2 separate regions of the Mus musculus genome follow, and region 1 is linked to region 2. The links are chromatin loops, found by intact Hi-C in ENCODE. Cell type or tissue: left cerebral cortex. All regions are shown on one strand. Links, peaks and the distances in the headings refer to the core of each region. The heading gives the core; the rest is flanking DNA. Region 1 has its middle 65 kb from the start of Gm40816. Region 2 has its middle 34 kb from the start of B3gnt2.

Region 1 (9,570 bases), core at 2,223-6,222, 110 kb after region 2:
ATGTGTCATGGTGGGGGACGGGACTTTGAGGTTTCAGATGCTCAAGCCAGGTCCCGTGTCTCTCTCTCTCTCTTCCTGCGTCGATCTGGAAGTAGAACTCTCGGATTCTTCTCCAGCACCATGTCTTCCTGTGTGCTGCCATGCTTCCCACCATGATGACAATGAACTAAAACTCATAATTACAAGCCAGGCCTGATTATAAGAGTTGCTGTGGTCATGGTGTTTATTTAGAGCAATGGTCACCCTCGATAAAACACCGACAAAAGGACCAGGTGTAAGTGAGAGTTAACATGAATGACTTTTAGGTTCCTGACTAATTTTTTTTTGCCTTTAACAATAAGTTAAACTTGAGACTGGGCCTCTTGTTTCCCAGGCTGGCCTTGAGCTCAATGAACTCTGTTTCCATGATGTGTGCATGGTGAAAAGAGCCAAGTCCTGCAAGTTGTCCTTCACCTCCTTATGTGCTGTGGTACTCATGTCTCACATCCCTTACTTCACACAAAGTCAGTAAGTAAAAGTAATAAAGTTATCTTTAAAAAAAAACAATGTTTTAAAAAGCAAAATGAAGACTCAACTATTATTGATGGTAGGAAATATCAAAAGTCAGTGTGAACAACAAAAATGTATTGCACAGCAGAAAGCAACTTAGCACTAAATAGGAATGAGGTATTGCGACATACTGTAGTGTGGATACACCTTAAAACATGCTACATGAAAGAGTCAGGTACTGTAGTACCAGGGAAGTGTTCATGAACCCTGAAAGACCAATCAGGAGCTAATCTGATGAAATCACACCAGGGTCCTTATTGACAAGCTTGAGGTCAGGCTTAACAGGATGGTTCCAGTGAGAAGAGCCCCAACACTGGTTAGGACAATGTTTATAGGAAATGGCAAGCAAGGGCTGAGTGTTTCTAGCCTGGCCAGCATCTAATTGGGAGGCTACTGTGGCCTTTAGTATAATTGGCTGGTGCTGGGAGCCAAACCATAAACGTAACTTCTGCTTTCTTTTCCTAATCAGTGGTTTTTAGGCAGGGGTGGGCTTGTGACCTTAGGTACAGACTTGTTGGGGGGGGGGATAACCTGGAAACTGAAGCTAGGTTAGTTTACTTGAGTTTAAACTTAAGTCAGGTTCCCTAAGATGAAGTCTGGACCCCCAAAATTTGGTCTCTCAGTAAAAAGATTATACATTGGTTGCCACCATTCATGTAATGTCAAAATAGCAAGTCTATGAAGGCAGAGAAGAGATGAGTGTCTGCCTAGGACAATGAATGTCAACTGCTTGGTTTTGATGTGGATGAAGTATGTCATAGTTGTGTCTGGTACAGTCTATCTGCTTTGGTGAATCACGATATATTACTAGAAATGAGCATGTTTGCTGAGGCAAGCTGCAGAAACCAAGCAGAGCCTGCCCAAGAAAGGCTACATGTGCTGATTGTATTTTGTATTATTAGATAAACATGAGATGATTGTCTAAAGTCTTGTGTTTCAGTGTCAAGTTGACAAGGGGTAGTCTTGTAGTGGTTAATTGTGACAGTCATCTTGATTGGATTAAGAAATGCCTGGTGAAGCGCACCTTTGGGTTTGCCTTAGGCTTGTCCTGAAAGGGTTAACTGAGGGGGAAGACCTGCCAAGGGTCTGGGCAGCATCATCCTGGGAGGGTGGTCCTAGGCCAAATAAAAAGGGCAAAAAGGGAAAGTCAATTGGACACCTGCATTCATGTCTGTCTGTGGTGAAAGCCCCAAGTTCATGTCTATCTGCTGCCTGATCCAATTATGTGTGAGCTAGCAGCTTTAACATGCTTCTGCTGCTCGCTATACCTCCCCACTATGATGGACTGTAGGCCTCAAACTGTAAGCCAGAATAAAGCTCTCCTTCCTTAAGCTGTGTGTCAAGTTACAGCAAGAAAAGTAACTCGCAATTCTTAGTCTATGCACACCTCCCGAGAGTCCCTCAGTGGTTTGGGGTCATGATGATGGTTGCTGTGGTCATATCACATGGAATGCCCCTCCCATCTGTGCATAGCTCCCTCCAGGTCTTGCCAAGTCTTTCTCTCACAACTATCAGGGAAGAAAATAATGTTCTCTTTAATTCTCATAGAATGTTAGTTGGGGCAGTTTCCCAACACTCAGTAGTATATCAGGAGAAAAACAAAATCTAGGAGTTTATTAGCATGTTAATATATACATGGGTGACACCCACAGGGTGAGCAGCTAAGATGCAGGTCTTTCAACTCTGGCTTGTACGCATCTTCCCCAAGAACAGTACACCTCTAGATGAGTTACAAGACAAAGAAAGGATTTTGTGCCTCTAGGAGAAAATGACTTGTAAGAGCAAATCAAAAGCAGACAGAGTCTGGTTAGCAAAGCTGGTCAATGGGGATTCCGCTGGTGCCATCTCTGACCCAGCAGGAACCAAAGTTGTCTTTCCCTCCAGCTGGCAGAGAGGAGTAGAATATCTGTTTCCATGAATCTATGTTCTTCTTTTAGCTCAATAGATGGAAGGCAGAGTGCTCCTTTGTCTGCAACTCCTTGTCTTCAAATGAACATGCCTTCATATTTGGGGCATACACTCTGGAGTATAGTCTCCCTTATCACTCTGGATAAACAGCAAGAGCCAAGTACTCCCTACCCTCTGTTCTTGGGCTGCCTTCCTCCATGGCATTTACCACACAGCCCCATATGTTTCTTTTAAAATTTATTTTCACAGAATGTATGACTCTAGGAGGGGGGAGGGGAAATCAGCTATTTTGTTCTCTGCTAATTTTTTTTCTTCTTCAAGATTTATTTATTATATATACAGCATTCTGCCTGCATATATGACTGCAGGCTAGAAGAGGGCACAAAATCTCATTATAGATGTTTTTGAGCCACCATGTGGTTGCTGGGAATTGAACTCAAGGCCTCTGGAAGAGAAGTCAGTGCTCTTAACCTCTGAGCCATCTCTCCAGCCCTCTCTGCTAATTCTTAATGATCAACAGTTCCTGACACATAAGAGATGCTCCGCAAATGCAACTGTATGTTCAGTGAAAGAGTAAGGTACTGAGTAATGGTTTTATCCTTTCTCAGCAGGGGCTCATCATGTACCCCTGGCTGGCCTAGACTTTACTATGTAGACCAGGATGGCTTCTGACTCCTGGAGAGCTGTCTGCCTCTGCCTCCTGAGTTCTGGGCCTGTTAGTTTTTAGGTGAGAAGAGACTGTGTGTGAATGGCTCATGTGTGCATAAAACAGCTTTAAACATGTTACAGGAAAACTAGGTCACACTGGTTGCCTATGGCAAGGTGAACTTGGTGACTAGGAATCAGCATGGGTAGGAGGGAGAGGAGGAGAGGGGGAGGGAGAGGGAAGGGAGAGGGAGAGGAAGAAGGAGATGGGGAGTGCGAGAGGGAGAGGGTAGAGAGAGAACAGGGAAGAGGGGGAGGGAGAGGGAGTGGGAGGGAGAGAGCACTCACTTGTTCACTGTACTCTTTATTTATAGATCACCAACTTTCTGAATAATTCTTCAATTTAAAAATAAAAAAGAAGCTCTTATATCGCTTGCTTTTTTTTTTCAGCTGTAAAATCCTATGACAAATCACACCCATCAGCCCTTTTAAATTGACAGTTATTTCTAAGTGTTTGCTGTTAGAAAGAGCCAGGACATCTACTTTGTAGTACAATAGCTGATTTGGCCTTTTAAAGGCTCTTTCACTTTGGTTATAATTCTTTGCCATATAAAATGTAGCCAATACTTCAAAATAAACAGGAGTTTCCAACTGTTGATGTAGAGCTGTATTTGACAGCCGTGAGTGGGATTGCCTCAGGAAGCAGGGGATGCTGGGAAAGGCAGATTTTAATTACCTCATGTAACATTTTTTATATTCTCATTGGCAAGCTTACCCTGTCCTTGGTCTGTGGTTGCTCACTGATTTTCCAGGACAAACGCGGGAGTAAACCATGGTGACACGGTCCTATAGGATGTGAGCACAGTCTGGGTTTGCTGAGTCATGCAATGGGAAACAACCTGAACAGGAAATGAATCCTTGTTCTGCTCAGGAGGTGCTGTCTGACCTCAGTGAAATCACTACTGTTTCTGGCCTGGGCCTTCCTCACCTCATTCATGGAAAGATTGATGTAGGTCCCTCCCTTTATCCTGCAGCACAAACAGATGCGTGGCAGCTGCTAGGCTGCAGCTCTGAAGGCTGTAGTTCTTCTTGTAGGTGAAGAGGGCTCTTTGCAGAGGGAAAGGCAAACAGGGAAGCAGTTGTCTGCCTTTGCAGAAGGGATGCCATCAGTCTGCACCTCCTCAGGTTAATGAGCTAGCAAACTCTGCAGGCTCCTGTGTGTAGCACCCATCACTGGCCCCAGGCAGGACAATGGGGCAATGTCAGACTTAGATCTCCCTGGGTTGCTTATTTTCTTAGCTTTTAAGGGCCCAGGGTGTACTGTGAGACTCCCGAACCCAACCCCTCCTCAACCCCAAGGCTTTACATTCTGACAGACTTCCCTGAATGCCCCCACTCCACCTTGGCCTCCTGCTAGACTTGAAGAGTCTCTTTCCTGGGCTCAGACTGGATGATGGACACCCCTTCCTCTCCCACTGCTGGCCAGTGCATGCCTTCATATCCTTCACGGCTGCAGTCAGACCTCGCTTCAGAAAACATGTGACAGTGCAGGATTGTATCCAACCGACTCCAGTTATTACAGGAGCAATGTTCTTATCTTCTGTTTTCATCCGTAACTAAAGACTTAATTTAAAAAAAGACCTGTTCAATAGAAGCTTGCACACTTTCAGCCTTTCCAGACTTAGATTACGTGCAATGTGGGGCTGGGGAGATGACTACAGTTAAGGCCATTGACTACTCTCCAGAGGACCTGGATTTGCCTCTCAGCAGCCATCAGTAATTTTAGTTCCAGGGAATTCAACATCCCCTCTGGTCTCAGTGGGTACTGGTCTGAGATGAGATTTATTTTTATTTTATGTGTATGAGTTGCTTGCATGTATATCTGTGCACAATGTGTGTGCCTAGTCCCATGGAAACCAGAAGAGGGCGTCAAATCCCCTGAAACTGGAGTTATAAATGGTTATGAGTTGCTGAAAGACCCTAGTGGGGAGACCCCCACTCAAGTCCCGAGATGGCACACCTCCAAGGAATCACAAGAGACCGTCTTGATGCAAACACACGAGGTAGTTTAATGACGGAACTCCGGGCTGACACGTATCTCACGCAGGAGACAGAGGAGTCGACCACGAGGCTCAGAAGCTAGGGGTTTATATACAAAAAGTTGGGGGCAGGGGAAGAATTGGCGCGGTTACACAAAATTGAACAGTTTAAACATCAGCAAATTGTACGTGCAGAGCGAGGTAACAGCTGAGATAGTCCGGGCGTCCTTGTATGCCTCTCCTATCTTTATGGCTAGCCAGTTCCTGGAATGACTTAACAGCAACAGCCTTTGTTTTTTGACCTTGGGCCAAAAAGCCCTCCTAACTAGCAAGCCGCATGAGTCATGGGCCTTGAATTTAATTTTCTTTCACTGCCATGTTGGTTCTGGAAATTGAATCCAGGTCCTCTGCAAGAGCAGCAAGTGGTTTTTTGTTGTTGTTTGTTTGTTTGTTTTTCAAGACAGGGTTTCTGTATAGTCCTGGCTGTCCTGAAACTCTCTATAGACCAGGCTGGCCTTGATGAACTCACAGAGATCTGTCTGCCCCTGCCTCCTGAGTGGTGGGACTCATGATGACTGCAAGAGCTCTTAACTGCTATGCCATCTCTCAGCCCCTAGGGAAATAAATCATAAAAACAAATAAGTAAACAAACAAACATAAGAATTTAAGTACTTGGCTTCTGTATAATGTTCCTTCTATGGGGTCATGACTAGTTGCCATATCTTCTAAACTGATTCCAATTTAAAGTGTACCCATTACTAATGACCTAAGAGTTTTCATAATAAAGTTGTTTTGCTCAAAATTATTGACACTACACAGCAAAATGTACAATTTAATTAATAAATACAAACCTTAAATCTGGTTGAATAAAGCAGAATGACTTTTAAATCTTAATTAAAAAATCATATGTCAGGTATGGTGGTGCACACCTTTAATCTCAGCACTCAGGAGGCAGAGGCAGGTGGATTTCTGAGTTCAAGGCCAGCCTGGTCTACAGTGTGAGTTCCAGGACAGCCAGGGCTATACAGAGAAACCCTGGCTCGAAAAACAAAACAAAACAAAAAAATTGGTGCAGGTCATCACTCTTTCACTGAGAGCTTGCTAAGCATTCCAGAAAGGGGATGAAAAAAAAAAATCTCCCCTTCACTTTGAATGCTCCAGGGATAAACTAACAAAGGTTAGAAGGGAGAAAGGCATATAAATTAGCATGCAAATTGTGTTATGGCTTGCTTGTGGAAAGTCACTGGCAGGGCAGCTGACCACTAAGCCCAGCATTATTTGCAAACCGGTATATCTCTTGAGGCAAGTGAGGGCAGAGTAAGGGATTCTAAACTGGTTTATTTGGTGTTTGTGTGTGGGGTGTTGAAAATGATTATTGGAAGAAATTAATGTTTCTGACAGAGAAGAGCTTGACCCACCTGTAATCCCAGTAGTCAGAGGCAAGGCCAGCCTGTCTCAAAACAACAAACTAAAACACATTTTGTTGAGAATTTGCTTGAGCCCAAGTAACACTTGTCTTGTAAAGGAGGTCCTGCCAAGTGTGGCTGTCTTCTTGCCTCCTGTTCTGACATAGTTGGTGATAGAGGCAGGGCAATGTCCCCTTTACAGTCTGCTTTCCCAGGATGCTTAAGTATAGAAATCCCACATGTTACCTTCGGCTTTGCTAAATACTTTACCTTGAGTGTACTGGATTCGATGTTAGGACTCACAAACATTCCCTCCTGGTGCTCCAGAGCATTATAGGAAACTCACATGCTGGGCCCTGTATGGGAAGAGGACCTGTTTACCAAAGCTGGAGATCTATACAAAGAAGAAGTTGGAAGCAGTGTGGTTATTTAGCACAGGAATAAAGTAGATGTTAAACTATTCTCCTGGCTTTGTGTAAGGAATAACTCACAGCTTGCTAATTCCAGAGCTGTGAGAATAACAGGCATTAGATGGAGTGTGTGCTGGTTTTGCTTTGTTCAGGTAACTGAATGGGGTCCCATGGTCATAGGAACCTGCTTCAGGATCTCTGGTACCTACTTGGGAGCATATTAAATGACAGCCCCAGCACCTAGTATGGTCATGTAGTTCCAAGGACCAGCCTTAGCTTGGAGAGGGGTTCCAAGGAAGGGGTGCCTGGGAACAGTGAAACAAATGACTAAAAGCAAAATCATGGGTTACAAGCTGACAGCCTATGTTCTGCTTGAGACATGGCTCCAGATTCTCTCTCTCTCTCTTTCTGCTCAAGATCGCTTTCTCTTGCTGTTCTAAAAACTCCCTGGATAGCTCATCTCTTGCAGACCAAAAGCCCAGTTTTTTATTTACTTATCAATTCAGTCATCACCCCAGGTTCCCCTCTGATTATCCCATGAATCAGCATCCCATGACCCAGCCCCTTGATTCTTAGAAGAAGACAGCAAATACATTGTTTTTTAATATTGCAAAATAATTCAGAGTTGTTCCTGCCTTTGTTAAGCACAGACAACAAGCTAGCTGGGTAGGACCCTGCCCTAAAATTACAATTCCTACCATGCCTGGATTGGATCTAAACTCCCTCTGTCTCAGGCTGACCTTGAACTCAGGAATCTACCTGCCTTTGTAAGCATAACAAAAAACTTAGCTGGGTGAGATCTTGCCCTGGAATCATAACTCCCTAAATCTCTTTATCTCCTTCCTTTACCACACCAGCCATGAGTGTATTTCTCAAAGCCTTTTTATACTCCAAAACCATGGGAAGAAAAGACACAAACTAACAGAAATGTATGAATAAGACATTTATTCTTACCCAAAACCCTGCTAGGTCAATAGAATCTTCAGCCCCTCATGTTGAGCCTCCCCAACTATACCTCCTCTTATCTCTTTTCCTTTTGGTTTTCTGAGAGTGTCCCTCTGCGTCGCCATGACCTTCTTGGAATTCACTCTGTAGATCATGCTGACCTTGAACTCCTAGAGATCCACCTGCCTTTGCCACCACATTCTGGGATTAAAAGTATGCATCACCACCCACTCAGCAGCCTTTTCTCAGTTGAGGCTCTTTTTTCTCAAATAACTGTAGATTGTGTCAAGTTGACGTAGAAGTAGGCAACACAGTCAGGAATCCAAATAATGATTTTGAGAATGAAGAATTCTCTCTGCCCACCTGGTGGGATTATACACAGAGGAGGAAGGAATGCAGGTAAGAGCAATGTTTCTCGAAGTTATTACTGGGGGAATGAAGGGGAACAACCAAGTCTGTCAACTATGACAAAATCAGAGAGGTCACCCAAGGAAAAACTGAGACACTTTGTTGGAAAAGCTGCTTCATAGCAGACTAGAGGAAGCTTTCCATAAAAACACTAATGTCAGCCCTACATCTCCCAAGAGAGAGACAAACCTTCATGGAGCAATTTTGCATCATCTTACCAGCCTGATATGAGAAGGAAACACCAGGCTTTACAAACGGGAGTCCAGTTCTGTTTAAACCAACTACTAGTATAGTTTTCCAAAATTTAAGATGTTCTTGATTAAACTCAAAAGGTCCAGAAAAGGCCTGAGATGGCTTGCTTTAAATGCAAGAAAAATGGACACTAGGTTAAAGTCCATATCAGATCTCCACAGGCCCCTTTTACATCTTAAAACAAAACAAAACAAAACAAAACAAAACAAAACAAAACAAAAACGGGCCCAGATCTTTGACATTGGATAATTGACTGCCTCATGTGTCAAAGAGAAGGCAAGGGAGATCAGAGACTCTAGAGGCAATAGAAAGGACAGATGACAACTGAAGCCTTAGCAGATCCTCACTGTCCACATTAAAGAACATTCTCATCATTCCTGAGAACCCTGGGTAACTTGGGCATTATGGGTAAGCAAATTCATCTTCTTATAGAATTCATCTTATTCAATTATAGACACATTGAGGTTAAACCATTTTGTTAGTCCACAGATCCTCCTGGAATGGATGGTCAAATAGATGTGGTTGATGTTCCTAGACAAGCCAAGTGACGATGATTGACAGGTACATGATGTAGGACGATGGACGGCTACAAGGGCACCACATGCCTTTAAGGGAGCAGAACAGGCACATGGTTTTCTGTGTCAGGCTTGTGCTATAGGACACACCTTCACTGTTTAATGCTGTTTAGGGGAGAGGCAGTCCCCTAAGGTCCCAGTGTCAGGAAGACTGATGCTTAGATTTTCCACACACGCCAATCTGTACCAGATAGAAACTCCTGGTGGTACTGATAGACACCGTGAAGGGTGGGTAGAGGTTTCCCATCAGAACTCAGAGCTACAGAAGTGACATGGATTTATTAAAAGAAATTATGTCTTTATTTTAGTTGCCTCAGACACTACAAAGTGAAAATGGACCCTTTTACTTCACAAATAACCCAAGCAGTGGCTAAGGAGTTAGGTATTTATATTTTGCCTGGAGGCCTCAGTCTTCTGACAAAATAGAAAAACC
Region 2 (9,570 bases), core at 1,768-5,767:
GCAGGATCTGTTCTCCTGTCTGGTGAGATGGAGGAGCCCAGGCACACAGAAATAAGGACCGTAATCAAATGTGGGCACACATGAGCCGCTCGCATAGCAACAGCCTCACGGTCTTGTTTTTGTCTTGTGGGAAATGAGAAATGAACAGTAGGCAGCGGAAGGTACATTATAGGGCTTAAACTCGGTGGGAATGTCTGTATTTATCCCACTGCAAAAGCTTCAAGTGAGTCACTATGGAAGGAATGAAGGGGGTGGGGTGCTAGTGCACTGTCTAGAAGGCTAGGAAGCTTACAGAGACCTGCTGGACCCAAGAATAAGACAAACAAGATGCAAAGCAGCCCCCTGGGAGCCCACTGCTTCTCAGTTGTCTCTCCAGCTGGGAGGGCCATGCCGTGCTAGAAGGCAGACAAGTCATACCTCCAGAAGTGGGAGAAGGTCTTATGTAAGTGGGGTCCCACCCTGCAGTCAAATACAAACTCAGCTACAGGGGTGATCCCGAGGACAAAGCAACTGAAAGCCGACAAGGTCACTGTGCTGGCACTTGCTGTGAGGCCAGCCTCAGCTACCAAGCAAGACTTTGTTTCAACAAAACAATAAAAACCACTCCCTGTGGCATGTGTTCAGTAATGTATCAGAAAATGTAAAAGTATGTTTTATTTCACCCCAGGGCACCTCTTCATTGCCGTAGACCAGCCCAATGAGCTGAATATCCTAAGTGACTTATTGGGTGACTTCATTTGGAAAACCTTAAAAGTAATTTAAAATGTAAACTTTCCTCTTATTTTTTGTTATGTGTATGCGTGTGTCTCTATAGGTTCCCACAGGCCAGAAGATAGCATCAGCCTTTAAGCTGAAGTTACAAGGTGCTAAGAGCCAAACTGGTTCTCTGCAAGAAATGCTCTTTAAAATATATTAGTAATGTTTATTTATGTTATTACTTATGTGTGTGAGTGTTTTGGGTTCATGTATGATTGCACACCATGTGCATGCTTGCAGTCTACAAAGGTCAGAAGAAGGTGTCAGATCCTACGGGACTGGGGTTAATAGACATTTGCAAGCTACTGTGCATCCACAGAGATTAAATCTAGGTCTTCTGCAAGAACAACACATTTTCTTAACCTTGAAGTTAGTTTTTCAGCCTAAGCCTCAAGTGCTCCTAACTGCAGAGTCATCTATTCAGCCCGTATATTTTTAAAAAATACTTATGCGTGCATGCATGCACACACGCGTGCACACACGCACATGCACATGCACACACACATGCACACGCACCCACACATGCACACACATACACACATACTTGTACACGCATGCACACATACACGCACACACATACACACACATGCACACCCCCCCCACACACACACGCACACACACACATACACACATACATGTACATACACGCACACATACATACACACACACACACACATATACACGTACACGCGCGCACACACACACGCACACCCTTGCCTGAACATATGGATGCTCACCACATGCTGTAGGAGCCCAAGTAGGTCAGAAGAAGTGCCAGCTCCCCTGGAACTGGAGTTGCAGTTGTGAGCCAACATGAAGATGCTTGGAACTGAACTCAGCTTCTCTGCTACAGCACTAAGTGCTCTGAACTGCCAAACTGTCTCTCCAGCTGCCCTTAAAATTTTTTTTTTTTATTTTTGACACAAAAACAGTACAGAACATCTGTGTGCTTCTCTCCAGCTTTCTTTAACTGTGTGCTAATTATCAAGGCAGACCAGCCAGCAACAGGAAATCAACATTGCTATAGCTGCATTGCTTACCGGGGACTTGGTTGGCCTCTGGCAAACCCTCAGGTCCGTCTGTTGTTGCTTAGGCACCTTATTTATGGCCCCACATGACATTTAATTTTGTTTTCTCCTTGGTCTCCCATCTGCTTCTCAGTCTTGTCTTTCCATGTCTTCATGACTGATGTTTTTGGTCAGTATTGGTTATTCATAGCATGTTCTTCAGTGAGAGCTTGTGTTAGAGTGGCTTGGGTGTTGTGTAGTGTACAAGAATACCACAGAGCCATGCCAGTGCGTGACATCAGGTTCGTGAGATTACTGATAGTACTCGCTGGGTTTCGCCACAGTAAGAAACTTTGTAATTAAGACAGTAAGAAACTTTGTAATTAAGACACACGTCACGAGGGGTGTTTGTACATTTGAAATGTACAGATAAACAAAGGCATTAGTGTATGCAGTGTCCAGAGCCTGGCATGTGACAACTGCTCAGCAGTGATTAGCTTGCTTCTACATCAGTGTGGCCTCTGTGGGCATCTGCTGCTCTGCTGTTTCACACTCGCTGCCCATTGTCCTGTGCTCAAATGGGCCCACTCCAATAATCACTGGCTATCCGTTCCCAATATCTGTGGATATTAAGGATAAATGCCTTAAGGGGTCAGAAAGGCTGGGCATGGTGTCATATGCCACAACACTCAGGAGGCAAAGGCTGGAAGATTGCTGCCAGGTTAAGAACCGCCAGGCAAGACTATATATAGCAAGATCCCACTTCAGAAAACAACCAAGCAAACCAAGACAGGTGAACTCAATGTGGGGGCATAGGAGGCAAGTAGCAGGTGGTCCTCTGCTCTGTGTGTCTAAGCTAGCAGTGTCTTGCCTCATAGGGAGGGTGTGGTGCTGGACCACATCCCTTTTGCTGGAGGTCTGGACAATACCCTGCTGGACAGGATAGAGAGAGAACCCATATAGCTGAGTGCTTGAGGCAGGAGTAAGTCCCAACTGGCTAGGACAGAGTTGCTGCAAGAGTAATCTTTAGGAGGAGGGCCAGGTTGGGTGGAGAGAGCCCCAAAACCTGTGGGAAGCTGCCCCTTCCAGAGCAAGGCAACCTTGGCCTGCTCTCAGAGTAGCCTTCAGAGCTGAGTCCCTCTCTGCTGTCTCAGCCAGCGGGCAGGCAAGCACAGCAATTATGACTGCTCCTCAGGAGGCCCCTTCTGTACCAGCATACAACTTTATTTACAGGATGGCTGTTCTTGGCAGCTTTCTTCTCCCAGACACTCTTCCTACTTTGGAGCGTTTGGCTCTATTTTTACCCAGAGATGGGATGATTCTCATGTTTGCAAATAGCTGCCATGGAGAGGATTGTGTGGCTGCTGCTGTGGCCACCAGGTAGCCATCCTACATCCTTCGCTTGGAGACAGATGCGCCTAGGATGTGGGATGGGGGTGGGGGTTGGGTCTGGGAGGAATGACAAGTGCCCCTGTGTGACTTGCCCACGGTCTTCAACATGAAAGCTACTTTTTTGCTTGATTAAATGGGGGTAATAGAGTTACTGGCATCTTTCTGGGGACCTTAAGGAAGCTTATGAAGCTGAGAATCAGAGCTGTGCATCTCTGGAGCAGTAAGTAAGGCATGGGAGAGCCTTTGAGCTTTCGATCTGTATTGTCCTGGGCTTCCTGCCGTGTGAGCTTCCTTTTCCCTTTTTTGGCTTAAGCTAGCTGGAAGTGGATGGTTTTGATCATAATTGAGACCATGAGAGTCCAGTTGCTTTCCTAAGTTTGAGGTTGAATCCAGCTGCAGGTGCTCCAAGATGTCCACAGTGAGGACAGCTTGTGACCTACTCCTGGTTCCTGGAAAGGGCACAGATATACTGGTCTTGAATCAAAGAACACAAGTGGCAAAAAATAGGAAGCCATGGGGATGCCCTTCCTTTTTCTTCAGATGAGTGCCGGGCAGGTCTGGAGACTCCTGGATGAGGAGATCCAATTTCTCACTGGGTTTTAGACTCATCCTCCGCACGACATTGGATTGCAGTATGAGGCAAGCAGGAGAGTTCTACAGCCATGGAGGGTTCTGCCTGATTTCAGAGGAGAGCCTGTGAGCATGCAGCAGGTTGGAATTCCTGTGGGGATCCCCTGAGGGGACGAGGTGGGAAGCTGTGAGAGTAAAGAAAGTTCTAGATGCCAGGATTGTGGGACACCTGCCAAGAAAAACCACACAGATCAAGCTGTGCCAGCCCCAGAGAGGGTACAAATGATGAGGCTGGAAGGCTTGGTTTTGCCCATGTTCTCTGAAGTCGGAATCGGATACAGGACACCATTCTTTATCCCGAGCTTTTGTCCCCTCCGGCAAGAACACACTCAGGACAACCAGAATCTTCTGCGGCAAAGCTTTTATTGCTTACTTCTCAGGAGGGAAGACCCCGAACCGGGAAAATGGCGCTGCTTATATAGCCCGCAGCGTGACGTTTCAGCACCTGATGTGGCGTGACAGCTCCTGATTCGTTGCTCGCCCATCACCCCATTACTACTCCGCGAGATGGGCAGTGACTAGGCGTGAGTTCACTCATGCACATGCGCATAAGGCTTGTTTACTAGTTAGGCGCAGTGGAAGCCAGCGCCATCTTATAATGGCGATTGCTCACGGCACAGCTCTCCACAATTCTTGACCCCGTCTGGTTTGCTTTGCTTTGCTCTGGTATTAGGAATGTTTACTCTGTATATCTTGGAAGCATGCTAAGTGACCTTTGACTTCTACAGTTCAGTTAAGGGTTTACCTTGAGTCCCAGAGGACGCTTCGATTTTGGACTTTTGGACAATGCTGGGACTTTAAACTCTGAAGAGTGGGTGCATTTTCCCTGTGAAACAATACAGGGTGGCTGTTATATGTCGTAGAGTGCTTGTGCTTGCTTGTCACGCTGACGGGGTGGCCTCAAGATGCTCTATTACCAAATTAATTGGGTTGAGAAGGGCCTTTGGTGGCTAATAAAGCAGATATACAATTGATTACATGTGGGCCGTGGTAATGGGGTGGGGGAGGGGCAGTGGGGGAAGAGCTGATTATGGTGGCACCATTTTGGAGTTTGGGACCACAGATAAAATGACAAGGAAAATGTAGAAAACCAGCTAGTGGGGTTGAAGAGATGGCTCAGAGGTTAAGAGTACTTATTATTCAATTCCTAGCACACACACATGGCAGCTCACAACTATGTATAATTCTAGCACCAGGAGATCTGATGCCACCTCCTGGTCTCTGTGGGCATCTACACACTTATGTACACAAACTCATGCAGCCCACATGCATACGTATAAGTAAAAAATAAATCTTAGAAAGAAAAGAAGGAAGAGGGAGGGAGGGAGGGAGGGAGGGAGAGAGAGAGAGAGAGAGAGAGAGAGAGAGAGAGAGAGAGACACTGAATTACCCATAAAGCATTCCCCCTCAGAGAGAGAGAGAGAGAGAGAGAGAGAGAGAGAGAGACACTGAATTACCCATAAAGCATTCCCCCTCTGGGTCCTACTACATTGTCCCTTATTTCTGTGATGTATTTTGTCAGAACAATAAAAAAAAAAAAACAGGAAAGTTATATCTTAGTAAATTTGTATTAGAATAACATTTAATTGACCCTAAATCAATAAAATGTCCATGGGCCCCAATTCCAATTCTTGAGATAAGGGTATCACACTGAATAAATTATACTGCTCCTCTTTTTTTTTTTTTTTTTTTTTTTTTTTTTTTGAGACAGGGTTTCTCTGTATAGCCCTGGCTGTCCTGGAACTCACTCTGTAGACCAGGCTGGCCTCGAACTCAGAAATCTGCCTGTCTCTGCCTCCCGAGTGCTGGGATTAAAGGCGTGAGCCACCACGCCCGGCTACTGCTCCTCTTATATCAGTTGCTCTGAAGGTCACTGGGCATCAGAAATGTGCTTTTACTATGTCTCCCAGAATGGGATGAACTTCCCCTGACCTTCCTAGTGCTATGTGGGGCAGTGGACCATGCCATCAGACAGAAAACTTGGCAAAGTTGAGCAGATTCGGAAATCCCAGTACTCTCATGTCTGAGTACAGTAGGCATTTCCATCTACTCCCGATCAGGGTCCTGTCCTGGATCACAGGACCACGACACTCCATGGAGAGGACTGTGACAATCAGTCACACAGGGGCAACACCCGAAGCCCCTCCACACGCAGATGAGGCATCTCTAACATCTCAAATCAAGCCAGGAGAAAGCTTCTGCTTTTATACCCCAAATCACCCCCAAATGCATATAAGACCCTATCTATCCACAAGGACTAAAGTGCACGAGCTATTTCATCAAAGACAGTCCAAGAGTGTCTCGTCTGTCGAATAGAGCTGTAACACTGGGGAAGAGTTCTCTCCTGAAGCTTTCATTGTTGAAAGCTGCTCCAGCCTATCGACCTCACTTCCTGCTCAGTGGCCCTGACCTTGGCTCCTAGCCTTCAGCTGTGCTGCACCCCTCAGCTTCCAGCATCCCAATGCCTGCCACAGACTCTGGAGCAGCTGCAGCGTTGGAAGTGAGATTGGACTCCCTCTCCCCTTCAGAGAGCTCAACTCTTTGGCGGATCCAGTACACAGACCTGCAGTGCTGGTGGCAAGACAAAGGCCCAAGGTCTCCGTTGACACTAAAACTGTAGCCTTCTGATTCCATGACACTGTGAGCCCCTGCCTGCTCATTAGATGGTTGCATGGAAGCAGGAGTGCTGTGCGGGACAGATAACAGTCATTTCCTGGGCATAGTGGCTTCCTGTTCCAACAGTTCAAGGTTCTTAAGGTGTTTCTCACAATGTCATATAACAACTTGATGGGCTGATTTTGAGTTTAGCTTGTTCTCCCCTGGTTTTTATGTGAAAGTGGTAGGAAGTTCCATAAGGGCCAAGAAGTTGTTTCTGGCTAGCGACCAGCCCATAACCAGCTAGCTCGGTTGGTAGTTGCAGAATGAACAAGCACAGTGTTGTTTACAGAAAAAAGATGTATGAGAGTTGAATCGATGGTGGTTAAAACTCCTACGGTATTTCCTAAGATGTCACACAGACTGACTTAATTTGAATCTAGTATTTGTTCTTGAGTTTTCCTGAGAAAGTGAACGAAAACTCCTTCCCGGAGGGGCAGTCATGTTCCGTCCTGAGATCAGCTGCATCCATCCCTTGTTAGTAATCAGCGACCAATAGGCGATCCTTGAGTGAGCTCGGTGAGCATGGTGCTGTTGTTGAAGTTAGATGACAGACTGTGGAGGGATGTGTCTGTTGCATGGTATCTCACTATTGTATCCTTTCTGTCTACCCTGCCCCATTGCTTTGTTTGAGGGAGCTGCTGGTGCAGGGTAGCCAGATGGTTAGCTGTGGACCCTGGTCCCTTACCTCAAGAGCTTCTTCAGGCCGCACGGTTCTCCTGGATTCTAACTTCAAGCTGCCTCTGCTTTGCTTTGGTGCCTAGCCCATATTTCATGATTCATTTTGAGACCTGAGTCTCAGCATGAACAATTGGATTACAATCTGGTATTTCTTCTTCTGCCAGATGAGGAGTTGAAATTATTGTACAACACAACTTGTTTCTGGAGCCTGCTGGGACTGTCAGAGACAGACAAACATCTTGTCTCTCCACAATATCAAAATGTATTTAACAGTAAATTCACAAGGTATGTTAGCTTCTTTGGCAGCGATTTGCCAGATTTCCCTGCTTGTCTTGATTGTCCTGACCAAGGAGCGCACAGGTTCTGCATTCCAATCTTAACTCCTGATAGTAACATAAATCATACAGTAAATACATCTCAATGTATGTACATTGTTGGTTACAGACCACAGAGAGTTAGGACCCCGCAGCTGAGTTCTAGAAGTTTCAGAAGTCAGATAGAAATGCTGATAGGGTCTGCTGGTCTTCATTTCAGATAAAGAGGCTGCTAGATGGGGCAGAGTTAAACTCAAAGCCAGGGTGGCATCCTCCATGAGTTTAGCAGTAAGTAGACTAGGTTACTCTTCATAGTCTCGGTGATTCGTCGGCAGTTTTGACCCCTTTACATAGAGGAGTGGATATTTATCCTCAGTCACCCCACCCCACCCCACCCCTCATCTTCACTCCTGGCCTAGCACTCAGGCCTTCCAACCCCTGCAATTCATACGTGGAAACCCCAAACCCTTCACTCCATACATGGAACTTTCATCACGGCTGGACCCATATCTGTAGAGATTCTCACTAAGGTATTTCTGTCTTTCTGGGAAATATTGGCGTGGCTGTAAAACTCAGAATAAGTCACAATGAAATATTAACAGCACAGTGGAAGAGTAGGGTCTTGGGAAAGCATCTGTAACAAGCCACCGGACACTAGACAATCCCTAAAGATGCAGAGCTCCTAGTTCAGAGGAACCTGATAATGACCTCAGATCTGCAGAAGTATTAACAACAGGCATAAGATTACCAGTGCTGAATCATGAAGCTGAACAACCTCGCTTAAACATCCGAGAAGAAAGGCTGCAAGCCATTTTTTGCTGTAGACTTGGTTCAAGTGAGACTCTTGCTTGGTGTGTAAGGTGGAGGAGAGAGCATCAGCCTCTCTACTGTCCGCACATGAGGTCTCCTCAGCAGGGTCTTGGCCTCATAAAGAAAAAGATTTAAAAACATGTAGAAGGAAACTTGTGGACAGTGTCATTTGAAATGGGATGGGGGTCAGACAGGCAGACAGACAGACAGATCAAAGTGAAGAGAAGGCAGATAGAGCTGTGGGGGGAAAGTCTTGCCTTTGTTAGAGGCCAAGAAGGCAGTCTTTGTGAGGGAAGTCTACAAGAGATTGCTTGTGGTGGGGAGTGTCCTTCAGAGAAAGAGTGAGAAACTATTGGGGAGGTAGGCTTAGGGTTTGGGTTGGTGTCTGAAAATCAGATAAGAAAGAGAAAAACGAGGCTGTGGAGATGGCCCCATCAGTAAGGGAACTCGAGTTCCCAGCAACCACATAAAAAAGTGGAGTGTGGTGGATTGTGCCTACAATCCCAGTGAGAGACATAAAAGGTAGAGAGTGATAGACTAGGACATTGGGTGACATCTGGCCTCCACCCAGACACAGGCACAGGAATTCCAGTACCATTATTATGTGCTAGAGAGAATACTCCCTCATATGCAGACTTTTGTTAGGCTTAAGGTCTGGGCCTGCTCAACCTTCAGTGGGGCCTCATTTTAATACCAGACATCGGCTTGCCTCTACCTAGTGAGAGCCAGGATCAAGGTGTGCGTCGTTATGCCCAGGAAAACCTAAGCTTTTAGACCTTGGTGAGTGAACTAAGGTTTGTTATGAAGTGCCAGTTTTCTCATCCAAAACACTGTCCTCACAAGGACTGTCACAAGATTTCCTAGAGTGAAGATAAAGAAGATAGTAACAGACTAGAGTGCTCTATCCAGCTTGGCAAGCCCATGAATTTATTGGGATTAATTACAGAGTAAAGGTGCTTCAGGGTCAGCTGCACTGCCACTGTGTCCCAGTCCCAGTGAGGCTGACTCACAGTGTTCCGCTGTCCCCACCCTCTGTCAACCTTCCACCCCCTGGATGACCAGGACAACATGCACCTGGGGCAGGGAAGAGGTGTCCTATCAGGATCTGCCCTTCCTCCCAGGAGTGTTAACAGCCTAGTGACCACAGACTTAGCTATTAGCTGCACTACTCTGCGCATGTCATTTCCCAAATCGTGTGCCAGGAGCCCTCCCTTAGGTCACTACAGCAGCTCAGGGGAGCAGTCTGTGGGCTTGGCACAAAGCATGGGTTGTCAGCATTGTGAAGGGCAGGGAAAGGGGCACAGCTCCTCACTGTCACCTACAGA

What was found. Peaks named below come from ENCODE experiments on the same cell type or tissue, not always from the same donor. Only the 100,000 strongest peaks of a DNase experiment are listed, where the experiment ranks them.
Region 1: a loop joins it to region 2, with 7 times the contacts of the local background. A loop is called at or near these places in 1 of 42 quality-filtered maps.

Annotation. Positions count from the first base shown.
Region 1 is chr11:22,714,127-22,723,696 of GRCm38, reverse strand. No RefSeq gene overlaps it. Among named protein-coding and RNA genes, the nearest start is that of Gm40816, 65 kb to the right of the region's middle. In left cerebral cortex, for the core only: no CTCF peak of the experiment used is centred there; DNase peaks (open chromatin) are centred at 3,442 and 3,833; H3K27ac peaks cover 814 bases.
Region 2 is chr11:22,821,166-22,830,735 of GRCm38, reverse strand. No RefSeq gene overlaps it. Among named protein-coding and RNA genes, the nearest start is that of B3gnt2, 34 kb to the left of the region's middle. In left cerebral cortex, for the core only: no CTCF peak of the experiment used is centred there; DNase peaks (open chromatin) are centred at 3,029 and 3,817; H3K27ac peaks cover 285 bases.